2 separate regions of the Homo sapiens genome follow, and region 1 is linked to region 2. The links are chromatin contacts, found by Hi-C or POLR2A ChIA-PET in ENCODE. All regions are on one chromosome and are shown on one strand. The core of a region is the stretch at or near the end of the contact, and the rest is flanking DNA. Distances in the headings are between cores, read along the strand shown. Region 1 overlaps LOC105374945 (a long non-coding RNA gene). Region 2 has its middle 470 kb from the start of JARID2-DT.

Region 1 (5,984 bases), core at 2,203-4,702, 100 kb after region 2:
GCTCAAGCAGTCCTCCTGCCTCAGCCTCCCAAAGTGCTGAGATTATAGGCATGAGCCACCGCACCCAGCTTCTTTCTCTGTCTCCCCCAGTCTCTCTCTCTCTCTCTCTCTCTCTCCCCTCTCAAGAGCTAATAAAACTAGTAAACAGAAAAGCCAAAGAAACTTAGGCTGCTCATGAATATTCATCTGAGGAAGGCTTCTGTCAATAAGGTGCATGGTGGGAGCTGGATTCTTCCCCTCTTCACCTAGGTTGACCAAGGGGGACATGAAGGAGCCCGTGCAAGCTCAGCCTGGGCACCCACCCATGGAAGGACAGCAGCCTCCAGGGCAAGGTCAAGCAGGAGAGGCCCCAGTCAGATTTCGATATTGAGAAGTACAACCATTTTGTGCTGTTTAAAAATACGGATGTGTAAAACCAGAGCGTAGTCATTCTTTGACATGCTGTGTGATTTTCCTACACAAATCAGAGCTTTAAAAGCCTTGGAGGGGATAAATGGAATCACAGGGCGAGTACAACAGGATACGGTGAGTCATTTCAACTTCCTGCTAAACATGAACCCTACAAAAGCTTGATGTGTCTCAGATTTTTTGCTGGGGGTTTTCCTCCTCGATTCAACCTCGGGTTTCTATGGCTTGCTCCTTCCTTCTTTTTATTTCTTTCTATGCATCACATTTGTCCTAGATCCTTCTCGGTCTATAAATAACATCATTGTGTCATGCTGGACACTGGGTTTTAAATGTCAGCATCCTGTGCGCAGCCTTACCCCATGAGATAATATGGTTTTTCTAACTGCATTCCTACAGCACTGAACTAACTGAGGTGTTCAGCTGCTAAAAATTTTCTTAAATGGTGACATTTTCATAACCCCAGGGTTAGGGGATGGGATTAAGTTAATGGATAGAATTTTCTAGAATTTTCTCAATGTTAGGCTTTTCTCCAGTAGACTTTTTTTTTTTTAGGTTTGTAGTTCTTGTGACTTCTTAAACAATGAACAAAAAGAAAAATGAAAAAGGAATGAATGTTTCTCTTGACGCAAAGAGGCAAGAATAGGATTTTTTATATTTCTGAATTAAATTTATTCTGCTTCTGATCCCCACCTGCCTAGCTGGTAGGAAATTCAGTCTCAGTCATTATTGAGGCTTCCTTCCCCCGCCGTGGCATTGTGAGTGCTATGTGGTACCAGGACTTGAATATGTGAGGAGGGAAGGAATGTACCAGGAGGTTGAGCTGTGGGGGCTGCCACTGTGGCCAACAGTCCCTCTCTCTCTGCTTCTGTTGAGCACTGGTTGCCTGGCAAGATCAGCACATCCTACTCTGAAAGAATTCAGGGAGCCCCCATGTAGCCACTGTGTCCACAGATACACCCATGGGACCCCCACCCTAACCCTACAGGCAACCTGCCACAATCCTCAGGAGGCACTTGGCACAAGAGGGACTGTCTGGGAGGAAAAACTTTTCCTCTACCCTCTTAGGTGCGGTGATTGGGGATGTGCAAACTAAACTGGCAAAAGATAGATGAGGACGAGAAAAAAAACAGATTATAATTGTATATGTACACACTGGAATTCACAAAGACTCAAGGAGTCTCAAGGAGGTGGTTAGAATTCAGGGCTTATATGCTACCCTATTAGGGGAAGGGGAGGGGCAGAGGGGCACTTCTGGGAAAACAAATGACTACTTAGAAATGGAGAAGAAATGGCACTTAGGGAAAACAAATGACTTTTTAGAAAGACAAATGTGCCCATAGGAGAATAAAAGGGAAAAATGATCTTTTTGTAACAATATCTGTTTGACTGTGGTACCAATTTCTCATTTCCAAGAAGAGAAGATTAGAATTGCTTCCAAGGAGGGGATTTATAAAAACTGAGTTCTTTTGGGAGGCTCTGCTTTTAGGCAGATAAGAGATTTCATGAACTCAAATGCCTTCAGCTCAAAATAATTTTTTTATGCCACCTTGGCTTATTCTAGACCCCTTCAGGGCCCAGGACCTCCCATGTTTAGAGATCCCAAAGCCAGTCCTGCTCTTAATTTCATGGACTCCCCCACTCCTTACCCACCAACCCAATTCAATTTCTCAACTGTGAACATTTTCTTTCATCCCTTTCCTTTCCCAGAAGGCCCAGTGTAATCCTACTCAAAGGGCCTTTACAACAAATATCAGGTGGAGTTGTCTTCTGGGTACCAACAAGTCATGCTTTGGTCTTATAAGACAAGACTCAGTTTCTCAGGAATGAGGAAGGTGAAAATACAACAGGGAGAACAAAAACACATATCTCAATAAACTGCCTGTCAAAAATATCAATGGAATGACTTAAAAACATGACTGTACTTTGGATATATGTATTTTTCTATTGTAATGTTTCATTGCATGCCCGCACATAACTTTCAGTCTCAATCATTGTTGGGGCTTCTTTCCCACCTCCATGGCATTGTCAGAATTGCTGGTATAATTATTTTACATTTATGGCCAGACACGGTGGCTCACACCTGTAATCCCAGCACTTTGGGAGGCCAAGGTGGGCGGCTCACCTGAGGTCAGGAGTTTGAGACCAGCCCGGCCAACATGGTGAAACCCCATCTCTACTAAAAGTACAAAAATTAGCCGGGCATGGTGATGCATGTCTGTAATCCCAGCTACTCAGGAGGCTGAGGCAGGAGAATCAGGAGGCAGAGGTTACAGTGAGCCAAGATCATGCCACTGCACTCCAGCCTGGGCAAGAGAGTGAGACTCTGTCTCAAAAAAAAAAAAAAAAAAAAAAAAAAATTTTTACATCTGTGATAGTCTGCCAAAAGCACCTGATTTTCAAGTTCTATATCCCCTGAACAAGTTGCAAACTACTGATATTGTATATGTGAAAATAACTTGTGCCCTGCCAAGCACATGGTGGGTGTAGAACAATGGCCTGTGTATTCTGAATAATACCATCTGATTCAATGTGGGGGAGGGAAAAAAGAGAATGAAATGTGTCTTGGGGAAGAGGGGCCACTCGCCAAGAAAAGGTGTGATCATGGCCCCCTTAGAACTGAGATCAGAAGATTTATCAGAGTATAGAAAGATTGCCAGATGAAAAACAAGATGCCCAGTTAAATTTGAATTTCAGAGAAATAATCACATTTTAAAATACAAGTATATATTATATGATATTTGGGACATACTTATACTAAAAAACATTCATGGTTTATCTGGTCAAATCTAACTGAGTATCCTATATTTTCATTTGCTAAATCTGGCAACCCTAATTACAGGGCCCTTCTAAACTATCAGCTTAAACCATTGGTAACATGGATACTGCACCCGACAGCGCCGGATTTGAAAGGGTGCCCTAAAGTAGACACCAAGGTGGGTAGGTCGAATAATGTAGCACATCATGTCAACATTGCTGCTGGCCTCCAGGCCTGCATCGCTTTTCTCTGCCGCAAGCTGGAGCTGGCACTGTTTTGGTAGCAATGGTTGCTGTGCCCTGGGCAGCAGGCAGCAAGGCATCCTGCAGGACCAGGGAGCCCTTGGCTGGGAACATTCTGTTTCCTTCACAGGTTCCTCTTCAGCCTCCAGTCCAAGGCCCAGTCTTGGGCCCCCGCTCTCCTTTCTTCACGCTTTCTCTAAAAGAACATTTTTCCAGGCTCACACTTTCTTTCAATCATCACCTCTAAGCGGATTTAGTCTCCAGGGGCTCAGGCAGCAGCCCCACTGTTGAGCTGCACTTGGGTTCCTCATCATGTTCTTAAACTCAAACAGGCAAAACAAAACTCACAACCCTCCCTCCAGACCAGCAGCCCCTCCTCGTGTCTTTGGGTAGCCCTGGTCTCTATTAGTCCAACCCCTGGTGGCATCTTTGACATCACTTTCTTTCCCTTCCCATAACAAATCAGTCTCCATAGTCTCAGCAGTTTTTGTTGTTATTGTTTATTTTATTTTCATGATATTGGCGCTCAATTACAATGCCCCCAAATCCAGGCTTTCTGTCTCCAAGTCTGTCTTGTTATTGTCATTCCCCTGCTGAAAAGTTTCCATGGCTTCCAGCTTCCTGCAAGGTTAAACAGAAACTTTTTTTCCTGTCTTTCATGGCCCTCCATAATAAAGGCCTGCTCTGCCCAGAAACTTCGGTTCCTACTATTTCCCAACACATTTCCTCTTTCACAGCAAGGCTCCCGACCTCTGTCTCAGGAATCCATCAATCCCATTTCCATCTCCACTGCCCCTTTCCCCATGGAGAATGTTCTTGCCTCCAGCTGTCTAAATCCTGCCCATCCTTTAGAGACAAGGGCAATTTCCTTTTATATTGTGGAGATTTCCTTGTCTAATCCAGCCTGCTGGGATCTCTTTCTACAGCCTTTACCTTACAACAAAGGACTGTAAGGATACAATCATGAAATTTTCTTTGATTAAAAGGATGGAGGAGGCTGCTCCCTTCACCAAGATCCTGACTTTTCTCTCTTTGCACAATATTTTTGGTATCCTTTTGGGGTGGAGCAACTGAGTCAGGAGAAAGATTTTCCAGCTCCACAGGCAGAGTCCCCTCTAGACACAGACTTCCAGTATCTCCCAGCATCTGGTCTCCAAATCGGTGACACACATACTAAGCAAACGGCTTTGAGGAGCTCACTTTTCCCTCCAAAATGAAAACAATGAGAAAAATCTAAATTGTATTGCATTATGATAAAAATGTTCCCCAGTGTTAATTTAATGCATAGGCAGTGCTTATGGTTCTTCTTGACCTTAGTGAAACTTTTTTTTTTTTAAGGCTACTATTGTAGTAGATCTTTGGCACTGGTCAATGCTATGAGTCAACCCTTTGAGGAAGTTGTGGATCTTGGTTTGTGATTTATCCAGTGCTGCCTAGTTAATATCCTGACTTCTCCCAGCTCCCAGCTCTGCTCGTCCAGCGGTTTCCATCAGTTCAGAAACATGAGGCCCCAGGGCAGGACCGCATTCTCTAGTGAATCCATTTCAGATACTATCATTAAAGCCCATCGTGAATAAAGCTATGGTGGGCCTAAATCCAATCTTTGTTTCTGAAATTTGGTAAGGACCATCTTCTTCATAAGAGTTCTAATGCTTTCAAATTTCATAACTATCCAGATGGAACAAATAAAGACATTGATTCTAAATGGCCATTTCCCCTAGATATTGATGGGCTGGGAATAACAAGAATGATTCATGGAATCACATGAAATCAAATTCCATTTGGAAACTGGGTAAGGTAAAAACCGTATATATAAAAAATATATAAGAGGCCAATCACCAGCAATGTAATTTTAATCATATCCTGGGACCTTGCTCTAATTAGCAAGATCATTTCTGTACAACGCAAACTCAGAACAGACCCTTTCCAAGGATGGTCATTGATTGAAGCAACTCTGGGTACAGGGTGGAAGGGAGCAAAGACCAGAGGAAGGAAAGCCAATTAGAAAACTATGGCCAACAGTTCAGGCAAGGTCATGAGGACCTGAAATAAAATGGTGAGAGCAGGAAGAAAAGGACACCCTTAAGAAGCATTAAGTCTGAGTGTGTCTAATGAACTGACCAGTGGCCGGCAGAAGCCATTTGTTTAAGGAGGTGATGCTTGGCAGAAGGAAGTAAGAGAAAGAGAGGAATGCACTTACTCAATGGGGGTGATGTCTGCAAGAAGGTGCTTATTGTGTTTGTACCAGATGTTGGACCCTGACCTGGCCCCATGGATTTATGTCCAAGTTCTGCTGAAACTTGGCTGAAAGAGGAGCTGTGAGACACAGGAGCCCAGACATGCTGCTTTGTGCCCAGTGATGAAATGTAACCCAAAAGAGAGGCGAGCCATGTTCTCCCCTCTCTTGCCCAGGACCGAGGGTGGCTCAGCTCAGGGATGTGGGTGAGGACCAAGGCATTGAGTGGGCCTGGGGAGCAGGAGCTGTCAGGCTTTTGGCAGAAGCCCAAGGGTCATCCCAGGGAACACAAGCAGCAGAGGAACCCAGCAGTGGACCTGGGGGCCAGGGACAGCATAAAGGC
Region 2 (5,729 bases), core at 797-3,296:
AATTGCAAAGAACACCTTGCCAAGTCAAGCATTAATTTCCCTTGGAAACACCACAATGTAATCTCATGTGAAGAAAGAATATCCCTAGAGTCTCTGTGACTTTGACCATCCCCCTTCATGAGCTGTGGCATGATAGTATGACGGAGCTGTTTACTCTTTCCTGGGCCTGATACAACCTGTGACAGTCATCACACTAGCTATAAGTGACTCTCTTTCTGCCATCTCCAGCTCTCATTAAGTTTTTTTCTGGTTTGTTTTGTATAGATGCCAGAGTCTTTGAATAGATAGGGTGAGTGTGAAGAAGCAAGGACAGTTTATCCTACCAGAATCCCTTTCCTGACCCTTGGATCACAATTGAAACTTGTGATTGTCTTAGTCCATTTTCTGCTGCTATAAAAATATACCACAAACTGCATAATTTACAAAGAAAATAGATTTATTTCTCAGAGTTCTTAAGACTGGTAAGTCCAAGAGCATGGTGCTGACATCTGGTAGGGATCATTCTATTGTGAAAAGCATCACATGATGAACAAGCATATGAGATGGGAGAGAGGAAATCAGGCCAAGCTCATCCTTTTCTCGGGAGCCACTCCCACAATAACTAACCCAGTCTTATGATACCTGCACCAACCCACTGATGAAGACAGAGCCCTCATGAGCGAATCACCTCTTAGAGACCTCACCTCCCAATAATGTTACATTGACAACTAAATTTCAACAAGAGTTTTGACAGGGACATTCAAACCACAGCAGTGATCCAAACCTTTCTTTCTCCGTGCCAGTCCAAGATCAACCTAAAAAAAGACTACCTGTCCTGTAGATACATTTCGTTGGGTTTAGAGAGCTGGTGGTGGGAGTACAAACCACTGCACAGTCCGAGTTATCAAAATGAGGTTTAGTTGTAGGGGAAGTGGATTGTTGACAGTCTTATCAAATTCCCAGGCATTTGCCTGTAAAATGAGATCACTCTAAACCTGGAGAACATTTCACTTGCAGAAGACATTACTCCCCCATTCATTTGTAACTATTTTGTGTCCTGTGCCTTCTATTGGAACTTTTCTCCCTGCCTTTCCCCTTCCTTCAATCAGTGATTCCCACCTAACCTGCAATATTCAAAACCATTCCTGATTGAGAACCACTGTTAGAAACACAACATCAAACTGTAAAATTTACAGTGACATTCAGCTGGATTTTAAAAACCAACTCCTTCAGGGCCCTTTCTATGTCCCTGTTTTCACAACAGAATTTATCACTTTCTTCCCTAAATCTCTGTGTGGTGTTCCTGGGCAAACACATCCATCATACCCAATTAGGCAAAAACAGACAAGAAAATCCAATTCTCTCCTCTTTCCTTCCTCCTTTATACTGAACTGCGACTAAAAGCAGCACTCACTATTAGTGATACTAATTTGGTACTTAATTATCCTCAGGCTTCTGTCTTCCCCTAAATCTGTTCACCCTTTACCTCTGCACTTTGTCACCAATAACTGACTAGAAGCTCCATATGAAAGACCCGTACCTGGGCCAGGCGCAGCGGCTCACGCCTGTAATCCCAGCACTTTGGGAGGCCGAGGCAGGTGGATCACCTGAGGTCGGGAGTTCGAGACCAGCCTGACCAACATGGAGAAACCCCATCTCTACTAAAAATACAAAATTAGCCGGGCATGGCGGTGCATGCCTGTAATCCCAGCTACTCAGAAGGCTGAGGCAGGGGAATCACTTGAACCTGGAGGCGGAGGTTGCGGTGAGCCGAGATCGTGCCACTGCACTCCAGCCTGGGCAACAAGGGCAAAATTCCGTCTAAAAAAAAAAAAAAAAAAGAAAAAAAGAAAGACTCATACCTGCTCGATTCCTCCTGGTCTCTCCCGACACAGTGGTACAGACTTAATAGCTCTCAGTACCTATTGGGGTGAACTAACTAGCTGACTCCACTTCTGACACTTCCATACAGATCTGGGGAGTGACGGCAAACCTCCACTTCAAACCTGGTTTCTTGAGCAAGCCATTTTATTTATGGACAGGACACCAGGGGCACAGTGAGTGTTTACATGTGTATTTTAAGTCAGCATGACTGTGCGATTCCTGTATCTCCTGGGTGTTGCCTTTTCTCTTTAAAGACGGCATTCCTGCTTCACATTTTACTGTCACGTAAGACATACTCTAGCCTCTATAATGGGTGCCGAGAAGTGGATATTGTAGCCCCAAGGGTTTTTAAGCCCCCTGATGAACACATCATTACGCATTCACAACGGTAAAGTGCATTGTTAGGTTTTCAGCAGCCTGCAAGAGAGACCCTGCTGAGCAGGATGGAGAAAGTTGCGGCAATTAATTGGTAGAGTTGAATTGTTAACATTCTCTCAGTGTTCCCAGCACAGGGCTCTTGACTGGCTTGCTGGAGAAAATAACTGGGGGTGGGAGAGAATGAAGGGTGGAGTAGAGGAGAAACAAACTCTCATTAAAACCCCAATCAAGCCATTTTAGCACTTTTTTTTTTTCCACAAGGCATTTCCTTTGAATCTAGAATGCTATACTTGTTGAACGCTATTATCATAACAAATCGCTGCTCTTTCCTAAAACTTGAAATTATTTGCTTTCCTTGGGAGATTTTTGTGTAGGGTGTGTATTGGGAAGCTCATATGCTGGATTCCCAAGAGGATATATGTTTGCACTACAGTCTCTGACAATATGCAATTCTGTACAGGTACACACATATGTAGGTATATTGTGATACCAAGACAAGTGTGCTATAACAGAACAGGGACTCCTATCATAACATGTTCCAAGTTGTGTCCATTTCTTTCTCCTCTTTGGAGTATTGGGCTGAAAGAGAAATGGGTATTTCTCAAAAATGATCTGGCGAGTGCCCAGAAAACCTTTTCGCATATAAAGGTTGCTGTCATAGTGGACGCTGGTGACAGTGCGTGCACAGGTCTTCTTTCCAGAGCTCCCTTCCACTCCTGCCTTGGTCACAGGGAGCTCCCGGTAGCCATGCCTGTTCAACACGGCCCCATACTCCGAGCCATGTTGACTGGGACCAGAGTGAGCACCAGACGCGTGCCAGACCAGTGAGAATCTCAAATTCCAGACCCCAGGACTTTGGAATAGCAAGAGGTAGACACTAAGGTGTGTGTTTTCTATCAGATAGACTGAGGGGCAGATAAAGTCATCCAGCTAAGAGAAGAAAGGAGAATAATACAAAAACAGATAGAAAAGGGAGATGGAGAGAGAGTGCTGCCTACGTGCCCAATGGAGCATCCTGTCTCTAGGGCTGACCTGTCCAGCTGACGTCCGCATTCATGGATTAAGGACCTTTCCGCTGATGTTCAGGAATGAAAAAGAAAAGCCAGGAAAGAAAATCCCCACTGAGAATCCTAAGAAGTAAATCTTCATCTTGAAGAGAAACATTCCTATGCCTCCTACATTATTTCTACCTCCTCCAGCAGCAAATTTCTAGCAACAAAACGTATCATCAAACACATCTTATTCAGGGACAAGTGTCAGTGTGTTGTTGTCATGATTAAATTTGACTCATAGGTACTCAAAGATTTCATGTGCTATATATTTATCTACTTCTGTTATTGAGAAACTTGGAGGAAAAGACTAACTCTGTGTACAAACTCAATGCATCCCTAAATATCGATATTTTGTAGAGGTGGGGTAATTTTTACGGCATTGAAAGAACTGCCTACCCCCAAACATCCCCTACCCTTCCTAGTCAATGTGTTGCTATTTATAAATTCCATTGTTATAGTCATTCTTCTATATTAATGAGTCCTGTCCTCTGTTTTCAAAAATTTTCTTTTAAGACGTAAATATCATGTAGAAGATTTTACACACTAAACCCGTAACACAATAGCATGAATTCACTCATCAGATTAGTTAGTTGGTATTTTAAAAGCCTGAGGATCAAGGTTAACAGATGGTAATCTTTAATGGGCAAGAAAACAGATTTCTCTCACGTTGGAGAGAATTACTGGGTCTCTGTGTATGTGTGAGGGTCTATTGGTGCCGCATAGTGAACACGACCCTATTCCTCCCTCAAGAAGCTCAAAGTTAAGTGGAACTGGGGCAGCCAGATGTATAATAACTGCAATACCTTGCAGTATCTGCACTAATTGAGCTGTGTACTTGATACAGTAGTAGCATGTGGATGGCACAAGGGGAAGGGTATGGAGTTTCATAGATGAGATGCAGCTTAAGCTGGGCCTTGAGCATGGGGAAAAGTCCATGAAGTGGATGTTCCTTCCAGGCAGAGACACCAGCCTGGGCACACAGGTGGCACGCTAAGGGGAACTGCAATATAGGATTTGATGTGGCTTTCCATCAAACAGAAGGAAGGAGGGCCTGGAAGGATTGAATTAAATTGTTATTGGGACTGGATCATAAAGGCCTTGCTATGGTTTGAATGTTTGTCTTCTCTGAAACTCATATTGAAACTTAATCCTCAATGTAACAGTATTAAGAGGCGGGGACTTTAAGAGATGATTGGATCATGAGACCTCCCAATCTTGGACTTCCCAGACTCTAGGACTGTAAGAAATAAACCTCTTTGCTTTAGAAATTACACAGTCTCAAGCATTCTGTGATAGCAACAGAAAATGAACTAAGACATGCTCTTGACACATATCAAGATATTATATTTTTTAAAAAATACAATCCTTGGAAGCTTTGCTAACTCTAACAGGCTACCTGCTGGCCAAGATCAAATACACAGAGCCAATAGGAACTACCAAGGAGGTTGCTTCTGAATTCTCACAAACAGTGTAAGCAGAGGCCTGCCCAAGGGAAAACCAATATGGCTCTTTCTCTCAGCCTTTCTGAGACCTGGCCCCTGAGCCCCAGGGTGACAAATGCTTTCTCAAGAGTATTCCTTTCTTTTATTTTGTTTTGATGATTTACAGGGCTTATCAAAAATGTGCATGACTTCCTATTTACAACACTTGTAACCCTATCTCCAAAACAGACTGACATTTAGATAGTTTTAAGATTAATACTTAAAGATTTCTCTGCATTTAAACTCTACTGATTAACTCATTCAGGCATGCTAAGGTCCACCTGTGTGCAATGCTATCTATGCCTATGTCTCGAAACATAGCAAAATTTATGTTAGTTAAGGTAAAAAGCTCCCTGGTTTTGCTCATAATCAAAGGATCATTTAGGGCCATTCCAAATCAATCTCTGTCATGCATTTTTAAAAAAGAAAAAAAATCAAAGGATTTTTTTTTAAAGCAAGGGACACCATAAACAAAGCGAACAAACAACATATTGGAAGAAGATATCTGCAATGTGAAAACTGACAAGGGACTACGATCTAGAATACATACAAGGAACTCCTGCCAGCCTACAAGATTGGGGCAGCCATTCTGGAAAGAATCTGGCAGCACTCAGCCAACATAAGGATGGACGTATGCTATGACCCAGCAATCCTGTCCCTGAGACACAGGGCATCCCTGTATGCCGCTAATTCCTAGGGATTCTCCCATAAGTCAAGGGGAACATGTATAAGGATGTTCATGGCAGCACTTGTGTAATGGGGAGTTGGAGGCAGTCCAGGGCCTCATCACTGCAGAAGCAGATGAGACAGCAGAGGAGCACAGGCTGGAGTACTATACAGCAGCGAGAAGACACCACCTCCTCCCCACACGTAGCAACACACATCACGACAACATGCCGGGCAGAAAAAGTGAGAAGCAGAAGGAGGTTGTTTGTGTACCATATTCGTAAATGCA

Evidence for each region. A loop is a pair of places that touch in the nucleus more often than their neighbours do. ChIA-PET counts read pairs that join two places held with the same protein, here RNA polymerase II (POLR2A). Pooled maps may share reads with other maps.
Region 1: a map of PC-9 shows a loop between it and region 2 (3-fold over the local background). The contact joins two enhancer-like sites. A Hi-C loop is called at or near these places in 1 of 168 maps with a recorded cell type or tissue (PC-9) and 5 of 50 pooled maps. POLR2A ChIA-PET finds 5 or more read pairs at or near these places in 3 of 52 experiments (H1, WTC11 and activated naive CD4-positive, alpha-beta T cell).

Annotation. Positions count from the first base shown.
Region 1 is chr6:14,876,776-14,882,759 of GRCh38, forward strand. The region is part of intron 2 of LOC105374945 (a long non-coding RNA gene); the gene reads right to left. Among named protein-coding and RNA genes, the nearest start is that of JARID2-DT, 370 kb to the right of the region's middle. RefSeq lists enhancers at 1-430, 211-400, 2,970-3,480, 3,481-3,990. Within about 2 kb of position 3,453, at least 7 of the 41 ENCODE cell types and tissues checked have a DNase peak (open chromatin) inside an H3K27ac peak, as active enhancers do.
Region 2 is chr6:14,775,590-14,781,318 of GRCh38, forward strand. No RefSeq gene overlaps it. Among named protein-coding and RNA genes, the nearest start is that of JARID2-DT, 470 kb to the right of the region's middle. Within about 2 kb of position 2,047, at least 2 of the 41 ENCODE cell types and tissues checked have a DNase peak (open chromatin) inside an H3K27ac peak, as active enhancers do.